Linked DNA regions of Homo sapiens: region 2 is linked to region 1. Evidence: read pairs that join two places in POLR2A ChIA-PET (ENCODE). Cell type or tissue: IMR-90. All regions are shown on one strand. Links, peaks and the distances in the headings refer to the core of each region. The heading gives the core; the rest is flanking DNA.

Region 1 (11,693 bases), core at 1,969-9,968:
AATTTTTCCAAGCCCTTAATCATGCCGAGCAAACATTTAAAAAAATGGAAAACTATTTGAGACATAAACAGTTGTGTGATGTAATTTTAGTCGCTGGTGATCGCAGAATTCCAGCTCACAGGTAGTTGTTTTCTATATTTCTGTATGTGTGAAATATTTCCTCGGTAATTTAGATATGTATATTGAGGTAACCTACTTCAATTGACTATTATGTTTTTGGGAAGGGGTGTAGTTCATGGAATTTCCATCAAGAAAACGGTGCATATGAAATTATTACACATTTGGTGATCCTAAAAGGGTCATTTTCCTGCTGTAGAAGCACAATAACAAAACATACTAGCCTCATATAAGTTGGTATTGTTCGGTGTAGATTGCAGCTACTATAAGAAGCTTTTATGCCATATTCTACCTATTAAATACTTTAAGTAAACTCAGTGGCAATTAAAGTTTGTGGATATTTAGAAGAAGAAAAGCTGGTGAAGTGGACTAGCAAAAACTCTTAAGAGTTTTTAAAATAGCCATATCTATCCCAACTTCTGTTTGCTGATTTCCAAGAAGTATGAAAAGCAGTGCTAGGGAAAAAAAGCCTTTCCTACAAATTACATATTATTTCTTGAAGTAAGAAAAGGAAAAGAGCCATTTAATAAAGAATAATTCATTTTTTTATAATTCTGTATTCAGTTGTTCATTGTTAATCACCACTATGATTCTCAAAGGTTTTTTTTTTTTTTTTTGGATGCCCATCAAAACTAATTGACACTGTGTCCCAAAGGTTTTTTTTAAAAACCTTCCAAAGAGAGATAACATCGGAAAAAGCCTTCTAGACATTGGCTTAGGCAAAGACTTCATGACCAATAACCCAAAAGCAAATGCAACAAAAACAAAGATAAATAGATGGGACTTAATTAAACTAAAAAGCTTCTGCACAGCAAAAGAAAGAATGTCTGTAAGTTAACAGACAACCCACAGAGAGGGAGAAAATATTCACAATCTGTACATCCGACAAAGGACTAATATCCAGAATCTACCAAAAAACTCAAATAAATCAGAAAAAAAAAAACAGTCCCATCAAAAAGTGGGCTAAGGACATGAATAGATAGTTCTCAAAAGAAGATCTACAAATGGCCAACAAGCATATGAAAACATATTTGGCCGGGCGCGGTGGCTCATGCCTGTAATCCCAGCACTTTAGGAGGCTGAGGCAGGCAGATCACGAGGTCAGGAGATTGAGACCATCCTGGCTAACACAGTGAAACCCCGTCTCTACTAAAAATAACAAAAAAAAATTAGCCGGGCATGGTGGCAGGCACTTGTAGTCCCAGCTACTCGGGAGGCTGAGGCAGGAGAATGGTGTGAACCCAGGAGGCAGAGCTTGCAGTGAGCCAAGATCGCGCCACTGCACTCCAGCCTGGGTGACAGAGCAAGACTCCGTCTCAAAAAAAAAAGAAAACATGTTTAACATCACTAATGATCAGGGAGATGCAAGTCAGAACCACAAGGCAATACCACCTTACTCTTGCAAGAATGGCCACAATCATAAAATCGAAAAATAATCAATGTTGGCATAGATATTGGTGAAAAGGGGACACTTTTACACTGTTGGCAGGAATGCAAACTAGTGCAAACACTACAGAAAACAGTGTGGATATTCCTTAAAGAACTAAAGGTAAAAAAAAAAAAAAACAAAAAACAAACAAACAAAAAAACTAAAAGTAGATCTACCATTTGATCCAGCAATCCCACTACTAACTATCAATTCAGAGGAAAAGAAGTCATTATATGAAAAAGATGTTTGCACACAAGTTTATAGCACCACAATTTTCAATTGCAAAATTATAGAACCAGCCCAAATGCCCATCAATCAACAGGTGGATAAAGAAAATGTGGTGTATACATATATCATGGAATACTACTCACCTATAAAAAGGAATGAAATAATGGGATTCTCAGCAACCTGGATGGAACTGGAGACTTACTCTAAGTGAAGTAACTCAAGAATGGAAAACCAAACATCATATGTTCTCTCTCATAAGTGGGAGCTAAGCTATGAGGATGCAAAGGCATAAGAATGATACAATGAGGCCAGGCGCGATGGCTCACACCTGTAATCCAGCACTTTGGGAGGCTGAGGCAGGTGGATCACGAGGTCAGAAGTTCAAGACCAGCCTGACCAAGATGGTGAAACACCATCTTTACTAAAAATACAAAAATTAGCCCGGTGTGGTGGCAGGTACCTGTAATCCCAGCTCCTCGGGAGGCTGAAGCAGGAGAATTGCTTGAACCCAGGCAGCAGAGGTTGCAGTGAACCGAGATCACGCCACTGCACTCCAGCCTGGGTGACAGAGTAAGACCCTGTCTCAAAAAAAAAAAAGAATGATACAATAGGCCAGGCTTGGTAGGCTCAGGACCTGTAATCCTAGCGCTTTGGAAGGCCGAGGTGGGTGGATCACTTGAGGCCAGGAGTTCCAGACCAGCCTGGCCAACATGGCAAAGCCCCATCTCTACTAAAAATACAAAAACTAGCCAGGCGTGGTGGCGTGAACCTGTAGTCCCAGCCACTTGGGAGGCTGAATCATGAGTATTGCTTGATCCTGGGAGGCAGAGGTTGCAATGAGCCAAGATCATGCCACTGCACTCCAGCCTGGGCGTGGAGACAGAGTGAGACTCTGTCTTCACCCCCAGCAAAAAAGAATGATACAATGGACTTTGGGGACTTGGGGGAAAGGGTGGGAAGGGAGTAAGGGATAAAAGACTACACATTGGGTACAGTGTACTCTGCTTGGAGGATGGGTGCACCAAAATCTCAGAAATTACCACTAAAGAACTTATTCATGTAACAAAACACCACCCATTGCCCCAAAACCTACTGAAATAAAAAATAAAAAATAAAAAAACCTTCCAAAGTGGAAATAAAATCATTAGGAGGAATTGGCTTGGTATTAAAATTTTCAGTGACTCAATTAGCATACATTTATTGAGATACTACTATGTACTGTGACAGAAAGTCCAGGTTATGAACGTGGGTTTGTTAGAAAAGCTATTTCAACCCGAATTTCATAGAGGCACCTCAAATTCTGTATTTCCAAAACTGAACTCATTCATTACCTTACCTGCCATGCTTGTGTGAGCCATCAACATCTCACTTAGATGACTGATGCAAAAGCCTCCCAACTGGTCTCCCTGCCTCCACTCTTTGCCCCTACATTCTGTTTTAACGTAGCTACCTGAGTGATCCTTTAAAGTGGAACTCAGATTCAGTCATTTCTTTGATCAAATCTTTCATTGACTCCTCATGTCACTGAGTGTGAAAGGGAAAGTACATGCAATGGCGTACACGATCCAGCCTGCCGTATCTCTCTAGTATTGTCCTATTGGTCTCTGTCTTGTTCAGTCAGCATCAGCCACTCAGAACCTCTTGTAGTTCCTTGCATGTGCCAGGCATGCTGCTCCTACCTTTGGAATTTTGCACTATTTCTTCTGCCTGAAGGCTATTTCCAGATACCTGCATGACCAAATCCTAAACCTCCTTCACATCTTTGCCCGTGTCACTTTCCGGTGAGACCACCTATTTAAACTTACCACCCTTTCCCCATTTGCCTTTGCCCAACTTTTTTTCCCCTTAGCACTTATCACCTCTTAATGTACTACAGAATTTACTTCTACTGATCATTGTCTCCCTACCCTCTAAATGTAAGACTCCATAAGAGAAGGGATCTTTTGTCTTATTTTGTACCCAATGTATCTCAAGTATCTAGAACAGTACCCAGTATTTACTGGACACACATCAGTATTTGTTCATTAAATGAATGAATGAATGAATGAATGGGCAGTTTTCTGAAGAAGCAACCAATGGCCAATAAACATTTGAAAAACCTCACTAGCAATCAGATAAATGAAAATTGAAACAACAATGAGATATCATTTAACACTTTATGGCCAAAAATTTTAACATCTGATAATATTATGGGGAAAATGTTAGTCTTATACAATGCTGGTGGGGTCTAAATTGGTACCTTACTTTGGCAAATCTAATGGCTCAGCAGTGCCACTCCTGGGGAGGTAAGAAAATGGAATTAGAGAGGGAGCCAATGATTATCTGTATCATAATTTTTATTACTTTTAAAAATGAAAATGTTTATTTAAAATCTATTTAAGTGTGTTGACATGGAAATATCTTCAAGACATTATCCAGTGAAAAAATGCCTGTTTCAAAAATACGGCCAGGTGCTGTGACTCACTCCTGTAATCCTAGCTCTTTGGGAGGCTCAGGTGGGCTGATTACTTAAGGCCAGGAGTTCAAGACCAACCTGGCCATCATGGCGAAACTCCATCTCTACTAAAAATAAAAAAATTAGCTGGACATGGTAGTCACGTCTGTAATCCCAGCTACTCAGGAGGCTGAGGCAGGAGAATTGCTTGAACCTGGGAAGCAGAGGTTGCAGTGAGCCGAGATCATAGCATGGCACGCCAGCCTAGGAAACAGAATGAGACTGTCTCAAAAAAAAAAAAATTATAATTTAAATGTATTATATATGACCATTAAAAACTTAGAGACATAGCTAATATATTTTATAATTATAAAAAATATAGTTTTATAGTGTTATTACAACATAATTTTAAAACAAAATGCAGACTAAGATAATAATAGAATATTATAAAAGTTTAAAACTTGCTAGCAAAAACCATTTTCAAATGTCTCCCATATATTCACTACTTCTATAATTAAATTTTTTTAAAAATGGCTTAGTTTATTTTCAAAAATGATAAACAATAACTTTTAAATTTTTTCCTTTATATAGTTGATTTGATGCTATGGGCTTATAGCTTGTTTTCTGGATGTCATATAGCATTATTTGAGTAGTGAAGTGGTAAAGCATTCACCTCAGCAGAAAATTTGGTAATGGTAATTTATTATTCAAAGGAAGGAACTAGAGCATAAAGCAATTTGTCAAGCTTAAAATGCATTTCCTAGTACCATGCACTGTGAGTAACAAATAAAAAAGAAGCAGCAGCATTTATTAATGAACATCAACTCGAATGTGGTCATTGATTTTTTTTTTCCTAATGTGTTCACAGATTGGTGCTCTCCTCTGTCTCAGACTATTTTGCTGCCATGTTTACTAATGATGTCAGAGAGGCAAGACAAGAAGAAATAAAAATGGAAGGTGTAGAACCAAATTCGTTGTGGTCCTTGATCCAGTATGCTTATACAGGTAACGAGTCTGAAAATGTAAATTAAAACCTCTTAGATTTATGTTGTATTATTAGATTTCAGATTTCTGTTTTTAGAAAGCATGCCATAGCTAACAGTTAGTTCTGCTATTGTCATTACTACCCTTTGTATTTAACCTGGTGATGAATTAAAATTTCCATACTAAAACCTTTAAAATGGTTATCATAATTAAGTTTTTGAATGGCCCTTTAAAATGTTAATATAAAAATTAAATGAATTACATAGTGTCAAATTTTTGCATTTAAAATTTGAGAGTTGGCCAGGTGCAGTGGCTTATGCCTGTAAATCCCAGCACTTCGGGAAGCCAAGGCAGGACGGATGATCGCTTGAGCCCAGGAGTTCGATGCTGCAGTGAGCCATTGGTTACACCACTGCACTCCAGCCTGGGCAATAGAACAAGACCGTGTCTCAAAAAAAAAAAAAAATTGAGAGTTATACAGGTATATAGTAGACATAAGTTACTAACGTATCATTTTAAAATTCTGAAAATAAGCCATTAGTTTTTATTTTAGTAGATGTCTCAAGGAGCTAATAATTTTTTCCCCATTTAGTCCTTCTTTTCTTTTTGGGATGTCTTAAACCATGTAGGTCTGTAATGCATGTAATGAGCTCTTATATGGAACCACTACTGTTAACATCAATTATTTTATAAAATAAGGTTAATGTAGTTCCATGGCTAATGGAATTTCTTTTTATCATTAAGGCCGCCTTGAATTAAAAGAAGATAATATTGAGTGCCTGTTATCTACAGCTTGCCTTCTTCAGCTTTCACAGGTTGTAGAAGCATGCTGTAAGTTTTTAATGAAACAGCTTCATCCATCCAACTGTCTTGGAATTCGTTCTTTTGCTGATGCCCAAGGTTGTACAGATTTGCATAAAGTGGCTCACAATTATACTATGGTATGTATTTTTTGAAGGTGAGAAAGTCGATCCTCCATATGCATATTTCTTATTGTTGCAGGCTTATCTGCATGTTACTGTTTTCCCATGGCTCTGCCACGTGTCTTGCGATTGAGCTTCATTGCCTAGTGTGTCATATTTTCATTGAGTTATAATGGGAAAGCACCAAGTAATACTTCTCGTGGGTATCTGAATCAAGCCCTAAGTTACTGCAGTCACTGGGAAGCAGAACAGTGGCCTAGGACTGTTCCATTAAGATTTTCAGATTTGCTGCTTTTTAAAATAGGACTCTCCCCAAACATTTTACTTTGCTGCACATGGATGAATTTCAGGATTGTTCACATATTCACTGATAGAAATTGGTGACAGAGGTTGCAGCATATTGGTAGAGGACAAATGGGAGGCTTTTTGTTAAGGATAAATCTGACTATGTATAAACTATTTACAGCCATGTAGAATGATGTTTTTATTCATTATAGCAAATTATGTGCTCAATAAATCATAGAAGAGGTTCTGATTCAGTAGCCTGAAGGATGATAAAACGAAATAATCTGTACAACAAACCCCCATGATACAAGTGTACCTGTATGACAAACCTTCACATGTACCCCTGAACTTAAAAGTTAAAAAATGGATTGACCTAGGATAGTAAGAAAATAAGGGCATGTTGAGAGCATAGTGTTAGGACCACCCTCTGTGGTCTTAACAGTAGAGGGGTGCAGGCAAGGGAGGGTGTTATGGGTTTTTGAGGAATGTTGCCACACTGTAGCAGTTAGTTCTTCACACCTGGGCAATGACTGAAGAGTGTTGCTTTAAATGCTTCAGTTTAGGGCAATACAGTTTCTAAGAGAAGAAAAAATGTGAATATTCACATACATATGTACAGTTATGGATATTACCAATTTTATCAACATTTAAGAAATGTTATTTTGCCTACCCTCTCCTCCGTCGTTCCACTGAGTTGGGATATGAAGAGATTGAGAGTGCTTTAGGAATCTTTCATTAGAGAAATAGAGATTTGGAAAAATTGTAAGAATAGGTATTTACAAACTATTGGCAAGATCAATTCTGTCTACTTCATGAGCTTGGTGTGAGGATTAGATGAGTTAATGGAATTTTAACACTCAGAACATTGATTGGCATGTCATATATCCAGTCAGTGAGTCTCATTCCATTGTTGTCATCATCATTATATAGATTTCCTCTATCCAAAACAATAGAAAATTATGGGAGGGAACAAAAGCACTCACAAAACCACAGCCTTTAATGACTGGTTTTCCTCCCTGTGGTGTAATCATTTCTCAGGAATTTTTTATGATAGTCACAGAGTCTCAACTGAAAAAATAAAGAGATTGTACAACAGGATGATAATATATAGCCCTAGCATGCTATTATGTTGACATTTTAAAAATTAAGTCCATTGAAATGTTTTTTTCCCTCGGTCTTTATCACTCTTTATAGATTCTCATTTTAACCATACACCTGCAGTTTCAACTACTTTTTTGAATGAGATGAATATAAATAAAGTTGGATTTTTTTCTTCAAAATCAGTTTAGAATTTGAATAATCATCTTTTTTCTAGGAAGGTGTTTTATTCAGGTGAAAACATTTGTATGCATTTAGGTCACTCCTGTTGTTTACAGTAGAGGCATGATTGCTGCTTTAAGGCTTACACAGAAATTAAATTTAAATTAGCTGGATGTTTTTAAAGCTATTTTCATAGCCAATTAGTTGTGTTAGATTTTTTTTCTCAAGGCCATTATTTAACATTATTCAGTTTTAACAGAGACATGAAATTGAATTCTAATAACAATAAGTAATTTAGAGGCAGCTTGTCTGATTTGAATTGTTGCTATGGGAACCAAATGAAAATGTATAGCAAAATTCAATCTTCAATTTAAATAAATCCCTCCGTAATTTCAGTTGCCTAAAAACTATTCCAAAGGGGGAAAGGTCACAATGCTAGCAAGCGTTTGGTAACATGATAGTTGTGTATATTATAATATGGATTTAAAATGTAAAGCATAATGCCACGCCAGTGAGTTCAATCAGTGAATGGTGCGTGGACTGGGGATGTTCACTGATCCTGCACGAATACAAGTGGTAAAAAATGAGGAGTCCTCTCCAGGATCCATGAATCTGGAAACCTGTTTTCTCATTCTGCCTGCCACTGAACATGACCTGGAGCAAGTCATGTAACCTCTAAAAAAGTCTTAAGACTGGTTGTATGATTACAACTATTTAATGTCATTTTGAATTTATGACACAAATAAAAACATTTAATTTTAAAACTTAAAATTGTCTTTCTCAATCTAGAAGACTTATAAAAAACATTGAGATCTGCTAAAGTAGCTGCTTCAAAACCAAATTAATACTTTTGAAAAATACTTTGTATTCAACCTTGAGTTCAGTAGTATTTCATAAGTTGTTGAAAAACTCAGTTTTCACTTAATGTAAGTTATACTAGAATGGAATGGGCATTATTCTGAAATAGATATATCAACAAATAATTCGTCAAGTGCATATTTACGTGATAGTCCTTTTGTTACTGATGAAATCCAATTAATGCCATTTGAAAGTATGGCATAGTTATACCAATGTATAAATCTGTCAATTATACTTTATATGTTTAAGGAATTGGAAATATATATTATTATTTCAGTTTCTTCACAATCTCACATAACATTTTATCATAAGTACCTTTCCATGTACCTACGTGATCTTTGTCTTTGAAATTTTTAATGCTTATTTAATATACAGCTCCCTATAACTGAACATATAGGCTATTTCCCATTTTTTACCATTGTAAATAATAATACAGAGAAGTATTGTTAGGTAGTCAGCTTTGCTTTTTGCTTACAAATTATTATTAAGGTTTAAATTACAAGTGGGATAACTGGGTTGAGAGTTTCAACATTTTTGTAGATCTTGCTATGTGTTACCAAAATAATGTCAGTATGCAATTCAATAGAACCTTTTGCTTGAAGCCATTCTAGCACTGAAGTTTTATTAAAATATGTTTCTGAAAATGATAATCCATCATTTAAAATAGACTCATTTAGACATCCTTGAACAAATCATGATAAATTGAAGCAATTGAAATTCATTAATTATTCATGAATGGTTTTCCCCTTTAGAACTTCTACTGATAGGAATGTCAAGCTAATATATATTTTAGATTAGTACCTCACTCAGGTTACCACAGGCTATATGGAAAATATAATTCTCATTTTAATATAGAAGATAGTTATTGATAGTCCTTATTTCTAGCTCTAATTTAAACAGCTTTAGCTTCTTTAGTAAACCTCTGCATGCTGAGACAGCGATAATACATCAGGAAATATGAGAAAAACATTAAGGGACAATATGTGTCTAGTATTTGCATTTATAACCGTGTCAACTATCCATTCATTAAGACTTAAAACCTTTCAAATCAGATGGTATGTTTTCCTTCTCTCCAGATTATTTAGCATAATAGCCTATCAAGGTCATCTCACACCTAAGGGCATTTTTATTTCCCATTTCAAATTATAGAGGATTTGATTCTAACGTGAGGCCAGGACTGAGTCATCTTCAGTCTAATGTCCTGATCCCAGGGCATTATAGGTCACTACTTTTTTTTCCACCTTTGGTCCTTTTTCCTGTGAGACCAAAAGAGCTTTGTAAATAAATTATATTAGAAGAGATTAAAAATTTAAAAACAGACCCTTAAAAGAGATTAAAAATTCGAAAACAGACCCAAAATCCTAGATGATCTTATAAATATCATTAAAACGATCTTGAAGACCGATTTGACTGTCGTATAACTCTAAGAACAAATACTCATTCCAGGGAGGATCTGAGAAGACATCTGTGGTCTAGAATGATTCTGGGAAATGTAGCCACTCTGGAGGCCATTTCTTAGTAAGAGAAGTAACCAAGCTCTCTAGGTATTTGGCTCCACTGCTGGCCGAATTCTTCAGCACCCACAAATCCAAACCGCAAATCCACCCACTTCTGGTGTTAGAGTATCATACATCTCAGTGTCTAATTCATTATTTCTCTCTTCCTTCAAAAGAATTGCCAAAAGTATTTCCTAACTTGAGTGAAGTAACACTTAAATGTCCTAGGTCCATTTTTTAAATGTAATAAGTGATACAACACTTTAATTCTACTTGCATATGTTTAACAACATAATTGCAGTTTAATTTTTTTTTCTCTGCTGTGTTTCTTTCCTAACAAGTAAGTATTACATTGTAAGGTCTAAAATATAAATTGTGTGTTGGTAGCTAATATAAAAAGCTTTTACTTTCTTCTAAGTAAATTGTGAAGGTCAGAAGGAACAATATTGTTTATCTGCTATTTCTTCCCTCTAGGAGCATTTCATGGAAGTAATCAGAAACCAGGAATTTGTATTATTACCAGCCAGCGAAATTGCAAAGCTCTTGGCTAGTGATGACATGAACATTCCTAATGAGGAGACAATATTGAATGCACTTCTTACTTGGGTCCGTCATGATTTGGAACAGAGACGGAAAGATCTAAGTAAACTTTTGGCTTATATTAGGCTACCTCTTCTTGCACCACAGGTAATTAATAGGCACTTGTTTATAGGAATTTTTCTTTGCCTATTCTATCAAAGAAAATAATTGTACATGTATTCCTATGAAACGTGTAGGTGAAAAGATAGTGAGCTAACAAAATTCTGCTTATGCTTTCAGTCCAGAAGATCTGGCTACTTAAATTGCTTCAATTAAGTAACATTCTTTTTTTTTTTTTTTTTTTTTTTTGAGATGGAGTCTCACTTTGTTGCCCAGGCTGGAGTGCAGTGGCATGATCTCAGGTCACTGCAACCTCCGCCTCCCCAGTTCAAGTTATTCTCCTGCCTCAGCCTCTCAAGTAGCTGGGACTACAGGTGCATGCCACCATGCCTGGCTAATTGTTGTATTTTTAGTAGCGATAGGGTTTCACCATATTGGCCAGGCTGGTCTCAAACTCCTGACTTCAAGTGATCTGCCTGCCTTGGCGTCCCAAAGTGCTGGGATTACAGGCATGAGCCGCTGTGCCCGGCCTCAATTAAGTAACATTCTTGATTTTGGGTTAGTAACTTAATTGACTCAGCTACAAACCTATCCTACCAATTGGAGGAGAATTACCAAAACTGCTAATAAAAGGAGCACTGGACTCTTGAAACCAGAAAATTTAGATTAATTTCTTTGCCACATGTTTATTAAGTATCCACTAAATATTGGATTCTGGTGATATATAGATTAACAAGGTATATTAATAGTCAAAGCTCTGACATTTTAAAACTCTGTGACTTGGCATATTCACACAGCTGAGTTTCTTCATCTGTCAAGTAGAGATAACATCTTCCCTGACTACCTCACAGGATTATTATAAGGATCAGAAACATGCTCTATGATATAAAATGTGCTATGAATAAAAATATTATTTCAGAATTAAGAGATATCTAGTTGGTGTGTTCAAGGCAATCAGTCATAACATTTACATGCATAGTTTTCCCCTTTTTACAATTTTCACTGGAATATATAAAAATTTTCCCTGCATACTTTGCTGC
Region 2 (10,990 bases), core at 2,843-10,842, 57 kb before region 1:
TTAAATTTTATGCATCTAATATTTTCAGGATTTGTTTAGATTTACTCACATGTTTATAATTGTTGTTGAGGTTTTTTTCCCTGCCATTTCTTCTTGCATCTCTGCCCTTCCTTCTGGGATTACATTCCTTCTCCTAAAGCTAATTATTTAGAAGTTCTTTCACTGAGGGTCTGATGATTGTAAACTCTCTGTGTTGTTTACCTGAAAATATACATCTCACCAATTCTAGGTCAACAAAAATTTTGCCTCAGCACTTTGCAGGCATTTTTCACTGCCTTCTGATTTTCATTGTTGTTTTCAAGAGATGAGCTATCAGACTATTGTTCCTTTAAACTTTTTAAAGACAATCTGCATTTATCCCTGGTTATTTAAAGATCTCTTGGCCGGGCACGATGGCTCACACCTGTAATCCCAGCACTTTGGGAGGCCAAGGTGGGCAGATCACCTTAGGTCAAGAGTTCGAGACCAGCCTGGCCAACATGGTGAAACCCCGTCTCTACTAAAAATACAAAAATTAGCTGGGTGTGGTGGTGGGCTCCTATAATCCCAGCTACTCAGGAGGCTGAGGCAGAAGAATCACTTGAATTTGGGAGGCAAATGTTGCAGTGAGCCAAGATCACGCCACTGCACTCCAGCCTGGGCGACAGAGCGAGACTCCATCTTAAAAAAACAAAACAAAAAAAAAAAAAAAACCTCTTCAGTTTTCATGCTCTGCAGAATTTCTCATCACTTATTTTGCTTGGGATTTGTGGGTTTCCTGAATTTGAGGATTTACGTCTTTCAATGATTCTGTAAATTTCTTAGCCATTGTCTCTTCAAATATTGCCTTTACCCTATTCTATTTCTTCTATCCTTTGCAGCTTTGATTAGAAATAGCTCCCTTTGCTTTCCATGTCTCTTAACTTCTGTGCTATGTTCTAGGTAATTTCTTTAGATCTCTATTCCAGTTCACTAATTCATTATTTAGTTGCATCTAATCTGTTCATTTCATTCCTTGCATTTCTAATTTATTATATTTTTCACAATTAGAACTTCCAGTTGGTTCTTTTTCAAATCTGCCTGGTAACTTTTAATAGTCTTTGTTCCTTGCTCATATTGTTTTTTAGAATCACAAAATGTGGCAGAGCATTGGATCTCCCCACATATTTGTTTTATATTATTTTTAGGCTGGGGGAATAAACGACTCTGTTTGTCCTCCCTATTAACTTTGTGTGTACGAATTGTTGCTATTTTTGCTATTTTCCCAATCACAGTACCTTACATTTTGCTTTAAACTTCATATATTTTCAGGTGCCTTTCCCCAAGTTTTATTAAGGTATACTTAACTAACAAAAATTATATATATATTTATGGTATACAATGTGATGTTTTGAGATATATATATTGTTAGGTGATTAAATCAAACCTAATAACATATCCATCACTCACATACCATTTTCGTTTGTGTGTGGCGAGAACATTTACTCTCTTAGCAATTTTCAAGTATATAATCCATTATTATTAGCTATAGTCAATATGCCATACAATAGATCTCCAGAACTTATTCATCTGTCTAAATGAAATTTTGTATCCTTTGACCAACAACTCTCCATTCCCCTCACCCCACCCTGTCGTCCACGGTAAACATCATTCTATTCTATTCTCTGCCACTGTGAGTTCAACTCTTTACGACTCCATATATAGTGAGATCATGTGGCATTTTTCTTTCTGTGCCTGGTTTATTTCACTTAGCATAGTATCCCCCAGATTCATTCATACTGTTGCAAAAGACAGAATTTTCTTCTTTGTTAAGGTGGAATAGTATTATCTTGTGTATATGTACCACGTTTTCTTTATCCATTCATTCACTGATGGACACTTACATTGATTCCATATCTGGACTATTGTGAGTAATGCTGCAATGGATATGGGAGTTCAGAGTGATTCCACATCCGGACTATTGTGAGTAATGCTGCAGTGGATATGGGAGTTCAGAGATCCTTTGACACACTGATTTCCTTTCCTTCAAATATAACCAGGAGTGGGATTGCTGGGCGATATGGTAGTTCTACTTTTTTTTAAAGAGACAGGATCCTACTATGTTGCCCAGGCTGCTCTCAAACTCCTGGCTTCCAGCGATCCTCCCAACTCAGCCTCCCAAGTAACTGGGACTACAGGTGCATGTCATTGTGCCTTATTAGTAGTTCTTATTTTGAATTTTTTTTATTTTTTTTGAGATGGAGTCTCACTCTGTCACCAGGCTGGAGTGAAGTGGCATGATCTCGGCTCACTGCAACCTCCACCTCCCGTTCGAGCAATTCTCCTGCTTCAGCCTCCCGAGTAGCTGTGACAACAGGCACATGCCACCATGTCCAGCTAATTTTTGTATTTTTAGTAGAGATGGGGCTTCACCATGTTGGCCAGGATGGTCTCGATCTCTTGACCTCATGATCTGCCCACCTCAGCCTCCCAAAGTGCTGGGATTTCAGGTGTGAGCCACCGCACCCAGCCTAATTTTGAATTTTTTGAGGAGCCTTTATGCTGTCTGTCATAATGGCTGTACTATTTTACATTCCCACAACAGTATACAAGGGTTCCCTTTTCTCCACATCTTCACCAGCACTTGCTATATTTTGTCTTTTTGATAATAGCCATCTTGGGTGTGAGATAATATTTCACTGTATTTTCATAAAATTTCAATTTGTATTTCCCTGATGATTAGCGATGTTGAGAATTTTTTCATATATGTATTGGCCATTTGTATGTCTTCTTTCAAGAAATGTCAGCCTGATGCAGTGGTTGATGCCAATAATCCTAGCACTTTGGGAAGCCAAGACAGGAGGATCGCTTGAGCCCAGGAGTTTGGGACCAGCCTGGGCAACATAGTGAGACCCCGTCTCTACAAAAAAAATTTAAAAATTAGCCAGTGTGGTGACCCACACTTGCAGTCTTAGCTATTCAGGGGGCTGAGGTGGGTGGACCGCTTGAGCCCTGGAGGTCAAGAATGCAGTGAGCCATACTACATTCCAGCCTGGGCAACATAGTGAGACCTTGTCTCAAAAAAAAATAAATAAATAAAAAGAAAAGAAAAGAAAAAAATGAAAAAAGAAAAAAGTAAAAAAGAAATAACTCTTCACTATCCTTTGCCCATTTTTAAATCAGGTTATTTTCTTGCTGTTGCATTGTCTGAATTCCTTATATATTTTGGATATTAAACCCTTATATATATGGTTTGCAACTATTTTCTCTCATTCCGTAAGTTTCTTTTCACTCATTTCCTTTGCTATGCAGAAGATTTTTAGTTTGATACAATCTCATTTGTATATGTCTGCTTTTGTTGCCTGTTTTATGGGTCATAACCAAAAAAATAATTGCCTAGAACAATGTCATTGATATTTTTCCCTATGTTTCCTTCTAGTAGTTTTACAGTTTAGGTCTTCAAGTCTTTAATCCATTTTGAATTGGTTTTTGTACATGGTGTGAAATGAGTCTGATTACATTCTTCTGTGCTTACTCATACTTTTTGATGTAATATTTTCTGTACTGAAACAAGCTAAATATTTTCTATTTTATATCTCATAATTCCAATATCGGAATTCTTTGAAGATCCGATTCTGCTGTTTGTTGTTTCTGTTGATTCTTGTCCATTGAGTCTTCACGTGTTTTATCATTTTTGATAATAGCTATTGTTCCTTGGAATTTTACTTTGGGAAATTATTTGAGGAATGGTGTAAAGATGTTTTCCTCCAGAGAGGATTGGTGTTTTCCTCTGGTGAGTGTCTAATGGCACCATTAACCCAAAGTGACTTTAACTACATTCCTGGATTGGACTTTTCACACGTCACAGGTAATGATTCTCAACATCCAAGTTATGGCCAACTGTGTTTATAAACTCTCAAAGGACTCTTTTTCCTTTCTCCACCCATAGCCAAAGTGAAGACAGACAAATTTCCTCAAAACCAGACATAATTTGTGCTAGATTACTGTTTTATGGAGCATATCACTTTTTAGTATCTCAGTCATATCTCAGTCTTACACTTTGCCTTCTGTCTCCTGACGTATGACCCAGTGAAACTGAAATTCCAGGCCACCAGAGATTTGCAAATGCTCCTGAGGCACAAATTTGTTCACTCTTGCTTAGCCATACGTATTTATAATTCCTACTCATTTTCTGCCTCCAAGGAGTCTTATTGTCTTATCAGTTTAACTCTACATTTCTAAAGTTTTAAATACATTTTATTTCACATTTTTAGATATTTTGTCCCAGGAGTATTTTTCAGAGTATGACTGCAAGAAAAGAAATCTCAACTATCCGTTGACCTCTACCAATAAGTGAAAACTTATTTGTAGAATATCTTTCCATAAAATTTTAATGTAAATTAAAATCTTCATTATTTGACAGATAGTAGGCACACCAGAGGCTACTCTAGGTCAACTCACATTTTCCCAAGACCTCATTAACTAGTTGTCAGGGAACTTTGGAAGAAATGTAGATTATTTCTTTGACTATACATATTCTAAGTGTTATTAATTCAGTATATTAAATATAAACTAGAGAAAATGAGAATTTTTTGCTACTAGAAATATTGCTAGTACAACCACTTTAGAGAAACATCTGTCAGCTTCTTGTAAAATTAAACGTACCCAGTGAAATGGACTAACCGTTTGTGTACCCCTAAAATTCCAATATGATGGTATTTGAAGGTGGGGTCTGTGGGAGGTAATTAGGTCATGAGAGTGGAGAGCTAATGGATGGGATTAGTGTCCTTATAAGAAGAGACCAGAGAGGTAACTAGTCCATCCTGTAAGAATACAAAGAAAAGTCAGCATTCTGCAACCCAGAAGAGGACCCTCATCAGAATCAACCATGCTGGCATACTGGTCTTGGATTTCCAAACTCCAGAACTGTGAAGGCTGTTGTTTACAAGTTACTCCGTCTACAGCACTTTGTTACAGCAGCCCAAGCTGACTAAGACACCCAGGTATTCCACAACTAGAGCATTATTGAATAGAAATAAAAACATATACTGACACAAACATTTGTACAATAATGTTCATAGCAGCATATTTATAATAGCCCAAACTTGAAATAACCCAATAGATAAAGGGACAAATGTTGTGTATTTATATGATGGAGTACTTTGCAACAAAAAGATAGGAGCTACTAAATCACTCAGTAGCATGGATGAATCTCAAAAACATGCTAAGTAAAGAACCCAGACCAGGCCAGGCATGGTGGCTCACGCCTGTAATCCCAGCACAGTGGGAGGCCAAGGTGGGCGAATCACTTGAGGTCAGGAGTTCAAGACTAGCCTGGCCAACTTGGTGAAACCCATCTCTACTAAAAATACAAAAAATAAAAATAAAAAAATCCAGGCATGGTGGTGGGCACCTGTAGTCCCAGCTACGCAGGAGGCTGAGGCAGGAGAATCACTTGAACCCAGGACGCAGAGGTTGCAGTGAGCCAAGATAGCACCACTGCACTCCAGCCTGGGTGACAGAGTGAGACTCCGTTTAAAAAATAAAAAATAAAAATAAAAAAAGAAGCCAGACCAAAAATATTTACTGTGTGATGAGTCCATTTACACAAAATAAAAGAAGAGACAAAACCAATTTATGGTGACACAGGTCAGATGTTGCCTTGGGGATGCTGGAGGAGATTTGAAAGGAAAGAGCCAGAGGAATCTTTTGTTTGTTTATTTATTTGTTTGTTTTTTGAGATGGAGTCTCGCTGTTCCGCCCAGGCTGCCATGAAGTGGCGCCATCTTGGCTCACTGCAACCTCCGCCCCCTGGGTTCAAGTGATTTTCCTGCCTCAGCCTCCTGAGTAGCTGGGGATATAGACGCGTGCCACCACACCCAGCTAATTTTTGTATTTTTAGTAGAGATGTGGTTTCACCATGTTGGCAGGCTGGTCTCTAATTCCTGACATCCTGTGATCTGCCTACCTTGGCCTCCCAAAGTGCTGGGATTACAGGCATGAGCCACCATGCCCAGCCGAGCCAGAGGAATCTTTACTGGGGAGATGTAAATCTGTATCTGGTATGTGATAGTAGTTACACAGGTGCACACGAATGTCAAAATTCATGAAACTGAACACTTAAGATCTTTCCATAAAGAAAATGTGGTATTATATACACCATGGAATACTATGCAGCCATAAAAAAGAAAGAGATCATGTCCTTTGCAGAAACATAGATGGAGCTGGAGGCCATTATCCTTAGCAAAATAACACAGGAACAGAAAACCAAGTATCACATGTTCTCAATTATAAGTGGGAGCTAAATGATGAGAACACATAGAGGGGAAAAACAGACACTGGGGCCTACCAGAGGGTAGAGGGTGGAAGGAGAGAGAAGATCAGGAAAAATAACTAATGGGTACTAGGCTCAATACCTAGATGATGAAATCATCTGTACAACAAACCCCAGTGACATGCATTTACCTATATAACAAACCTGCACATGTAGGCCTGAGCTTAAAATAAAAGTTTTTTAAAAAACATCTTTCCATTTTATCGTATGTAAATTATGCCTGTTAAAAACATAGTCGATTATTTCTAAAAATCTTTCACATTATTAGTTATTCTATAGCATAATTCAGCAATTTAAAAATATTAGCTGTCAGGATAGGAGAAACCTTATGGTTTAGCTGCCTAATTTACAGAGACATTCATTAACATATGATGTTTTCCTTTGGTCACAGGTCTGCCTTCTTTAACAGTTGGAATAGGCCGGGTGCGGTGGCTCATGCCTGTAATCCCAGCACTTTGGGAGGCTGAGGTGGGCAGATTGCCTAAACTCGGGAGTTTGAAACCAGCCTGGATAACATGGCAAAACCCTGTCTCTACTAAAAATACAAAAATTAGCCAGGCGTGGTGGGGGCGCCTGTAATCCCAGCTACTTGGCAGGCTGCGGCAGAAGAATCGCTTGAACATGGGAGGCGGAGGCTGCAGTGAGCTGAGATCGCACCACTGCACTCCAGCCTGGGTGACAGAGCAAGACTGTCTCAAAAAAAAAAAAAAAAAAAAAAAGATTGGAATAAACTCAAAAAGATTATCCACTTCAATAGCAAAAACTAGATTATATTTCAATTTGGAGGCCAATCATTGAAGGCTCTCTGGTAATATTGAGCAGAAAAGAGGGAAAAACATATCATATTGTGTATGGGTGATATATCTGTAGTGTCAGCCAGATCAGGAGCAAGGGACTACGGATTTATTCATAGGATATTTGGGAAAGACCATTTGAAATGTTTGCTGGAGGCAGGGAGCAAAGTTTGGGATAACTTTCGACATACCATAGCAATATTTGAAAGGCAGGTTTGAGACATAGGAGACTGCTCATTTTACTTGTCAAAATAAGAGAAGCAAATGAATATTATGAAATTCCCTGTAGATAAAGAAAATGGCAGGAAAATGACTCAGGGTAAAAAGACACATACCTTTCAAGTAAAATATTCTGCAAAATAAATTTCACACGCTAGCACAACTTAAAATCTCTAGGTTTGTGATGAAATTTAATCTTTCAAAAATATGAGGATAACACTTGGCCTGCCTAAATCACAAGATGTTTGTGAACGTCAGATGAGAAATGCCTCCTTCAAGGTTTTCTTTTGATTTCCTTAACAGTATGATTCAGCAAGTTTGCTCCCTCAACAGATATTCATTGAGTGCCCTTAATATGACAGACACTCTCTTAATTGCTTGAAACACATCAGTGAACAAAGCAGACAAAACCTCGGTTTCATGGAGCTTACATTCTATTTGGAGAAATCAGATAATTTTAAAAAATGCATAATAAATAAATCATATAGGTGATAAAATATAAGTGATAGGAGAAAAGAAACAGAACAGTGTAAGGGGAAGATATATCACCATATGAATGTTTTAGAGAAAGTCTTTTTTTTCTATTAAAGCAAAAAAGATATGCTACTCAGGAGGCTGAGGTGGGAGGATCACTTGAACCCAGGAATTGGAGTCCAGCCTGGGCCATAAAGCAAGACCCTGTCTCTCTTAAAAAATTTTTTTAAAAAATTAAAAAAAAAAGAGATATACTAAGGGAGCATTTATCCACCAAAACAATGAGACAAGCAGTTAGAAAGCACCCTAAGCAAGGATTGTTGGTAGGTATTGCAACCTAACAGATTAGAGAATAAAGCCAGTTCTGTCAAAGTGATGAAAAGCGTTATATTTAACACATTTTTTTGCCAACACCTAGTGCCTAAAATATATATATGAAAATATTGTGTCCATTAGTGGCCATTTTAAAATTGTAATGATTCAGAAAATTCAATAAGAAACAAAATCTGGCTGGGTGTGGTGGCTCACACCTGTAATCCCAACACTCTGGGAGGCTGAGGCGGGTGGGTCACTTGAGATCAGGAGTTCAAGACCAGCCTGGCCAACATAGCAAAGCCCCATCCCTACTAAAAATACAAAAATTAGCTGGACATGGTGGTGCGTGCCTGTAGTCCCAGCTACTCGGGAGGCTGAGGCAGGAAAATGGCTTGAACCCTGGGGTTGGAGGTTGCAGTGAGCCGAGATCACGCCACTGCACTCCAGCCTGGGTGACAAAGTAAGCTGTTGTCTCAAAAATAAATAAATAAATAAAAATTTTTAAAAAGAAGCAAAATCTTACCACAAAGTACATTTATCCATCTAGTTTTATTCCTTCTTTCTAAAGATTTTCAGAACATTCTCTCTTGAGAATGATGCTGCGCCATGAATGAGTAGAAATATTTGACACATTACTGTGAATTATTATTTTGTAAAATATATGTCAAAGTACTTGGCATATTACTGGCACATGTAAATGTATTTGTTAAAATAAAAAAATTGTTTAAATAGTCATAAGGCCTTATTGGGGATTACTGATTAAATATTTATGAATAAGAAAAAGAGCATTCATTTTTGAGAACTAGAATAACACTTTCAGGAAATTAATTGCAATTACCCTTGATGTGGTGGTCATTATAATATAGACTTAAACACTGTGAACATATGCTCATATTATGTCAGTTTATCCTATAGTTGCTTTATCCTTTGTTTTCTTCAATTTCACTGTTCATTATACCACCATTTCCTTCACAAAGCGTGAAAGAGAAGGGGAAATGAAAGCTGGTAAACAGAGTTTATGTCAGTTTGGCTCTTAAAAGAAAGTGAGGAAGTCAAAACAGATAAAATTAGGTCTGAGGTGTTTTCATCTATACTATTCCTTTTTTTTTTTTTTTTTTTTTTGAGACGGAGTCTTGCTCTGTCACTCAGGCTGAAGTGCAATGGGGTGATCTCAGCTCACTGCAACCTCTGCCTCCCAGGCTCAAGCGATTCTCCTGCCTCAGCCTCCAGAGTAGCTGGGATTACAGGCACATGCCACCACCATGCCCAGCTAATTTTCCTTTTTCTTTCTGTCTTTTTTCTTTTTCTTTTTTTTTTTTTTTTGAGAAGAAGTCTCGCTTTGTCCACAAGGCTGGAGTGCAGTGGTGTAATCTCGGCTCACTGCAACCTCCGCCTCCTGGATTCAAGTGATTCTCCTGTCTCAGCCTCCAGAGTAGCTAGGATGACAGGTGTGCACTGCCATGCCCGGCTAATTTTTAATTTTTTAGTAGAGACAGGGTTTCACCATTTTGGCCAGGCCGGTCTTAAACTCCTGACCTCAATTGACCCACCCAGCTTGGCCTCCCAAAGTACTGGGATTACACCGCGCCTGGCCCCAGCTAGTTTTTTGTATTTTTAATAGAGACGGGGTTTCACCATGTTGGTCAGGCTGGTCTCAAACTCCTGACCTCAGGTGATCCACCCGCCTCGGCCTCCCAAAGTTCTGGGATTACAGGCGTGAGCCACTGCACCCAGCCTCATCTGTGCTATTCTTATCCTGTATTGCCACAAATCACTGGGAGTACACTTGTGTGACTCACTGCAATTGCCACTTTCAGGAACTATTGATATACTGATATGAGAATATTTTATTTAATAATCGTCATCATTTCTTCTCTTGAAAAGTGCTTTTGCAAGCAGGTAAGAAGGAATACTAGGTGATCATTTGAACTCTGACAATTATTTATTTCTCTTTGCAAATGGAAATACAAGGAACGTCCTCCCAAAGACTGACGTGGAAGCAATACTTATGTTTCCATTGCATCTTGTTTACATCCCTGTTTCAGTTAATTCCTGTATTTTATTTAGTTGTTTGCCAGTCAGTTGTCCTCCCGACTGAAAACTCCTTGATCAAAGAGTTGTCTTTCCTTTTTGTAGCCCCAGGTTTCTAGCACAGGTGAAAGAATAAATAAATAAAAGATCACTGGGATTTACATGAGGGTTAGCCAAGTTCTGTCTTAAACACTGTAAGTCCAACAAAAACAGGTTGGAAAGTTTCTTATTTGGGAGTAAGCTAGCTCCCTTAATTGCAAGAAGCTCTGAATCAAAATATATCCACCACTCCCTTTTGTATCTCCATTATCTACATGTAATATAAATGCATCAAACCATTATATTAACTACTATATCTTAGCTGCCTTTCAAATAAATGGAAAGGTTAAAAAACACTGCTGTAAAATAGGTTATCTTGCTAATAGTGCATACCCAATGCAAACCCATTAAAAGTCTCACACAGTGTTGAAGTAGCTCCCTTTTTTGGTAAAGTTAGACTAAATAGCTTATACTGTGTAATTGTGATAATGGAATATTCCTACTAATAATTACTCAGAGACTCAGATACATTCTTGATGAAAAATTATCAAACAAGTTGCTTTATTTTTAACTTAGGACTTCAGAGGGCTTATTATTTCGAAATCAAATCTATTAAACATCATGAGTATATTATTTCTCATTAAGATTCCTTTTGAATTCATTTCACATGTTAAAGACAGGGTATCAGTGAATAATTTATAAGTAAAAATTATTTTATAATATTTATCTTAGAAATTAAAGTGAATAGAACATGAGAAAAAATGAAAAAAAAGGACAAGAAACGAATGGAGTAAGACTAGGCAGGGGAATTTCACAAGGTTAATTG

Evidence for each region. ChIA-PET counts read pairs that join two places held together with the same protein. Peaks named below come from ENCODE experiments on the same cell type or tissue, not always from the same donor. Only the 100,000 strongest peaks of a DNase experiment are listed, where the experiment ranks them.
Region 2: POLR2A ChIA-PET joins it to region 1 with 10 read pairs; 6 of 35 experiments call an interaction of 5 or more read pairs at or near these places.

The regions. Positions count from the first base shown.
Region 1 is chr4:39,076,027-39,087,719 of GRCh38, forward strand. It overlaps KLHL5 (kelch like family member 5), which reads left to right. Exons shown (of 11, transcript NM_015990.5): 2 at 1-121; 3 at 5,077-5,213; 4 at 5,937-6,133; 5 at 10,489-10,701. All of the region lies in intron 2 of LOC105374418 (a long non-coding RNA gene), which reads right to left. Among named protein-coding and RNA genes, the nearest start is that of KLHL5, 20 kb to the left of the region's middle. In IMR-90, for the core only: no CTCF peak of the experiment used is centred there; no DNase peak of the experiment used is centred there.
Region 2 is chr4:39,018,358-39,029,347 of GRCh38, forward strand. The region is part of intron 1 of TMEM156 (transmembrane protein 156); the gene reads right to left. Among named protein-coding and RNA genes, the nearest start is that of TMEM156, 8.6 kb to the right of the region's middle. In IMR-90, for the core only: no CTCF peak of the experiment used is centred there; a DNase peak (open chromatin) is centred at 7,484; H3K27ac peaks cover 1,950 bases.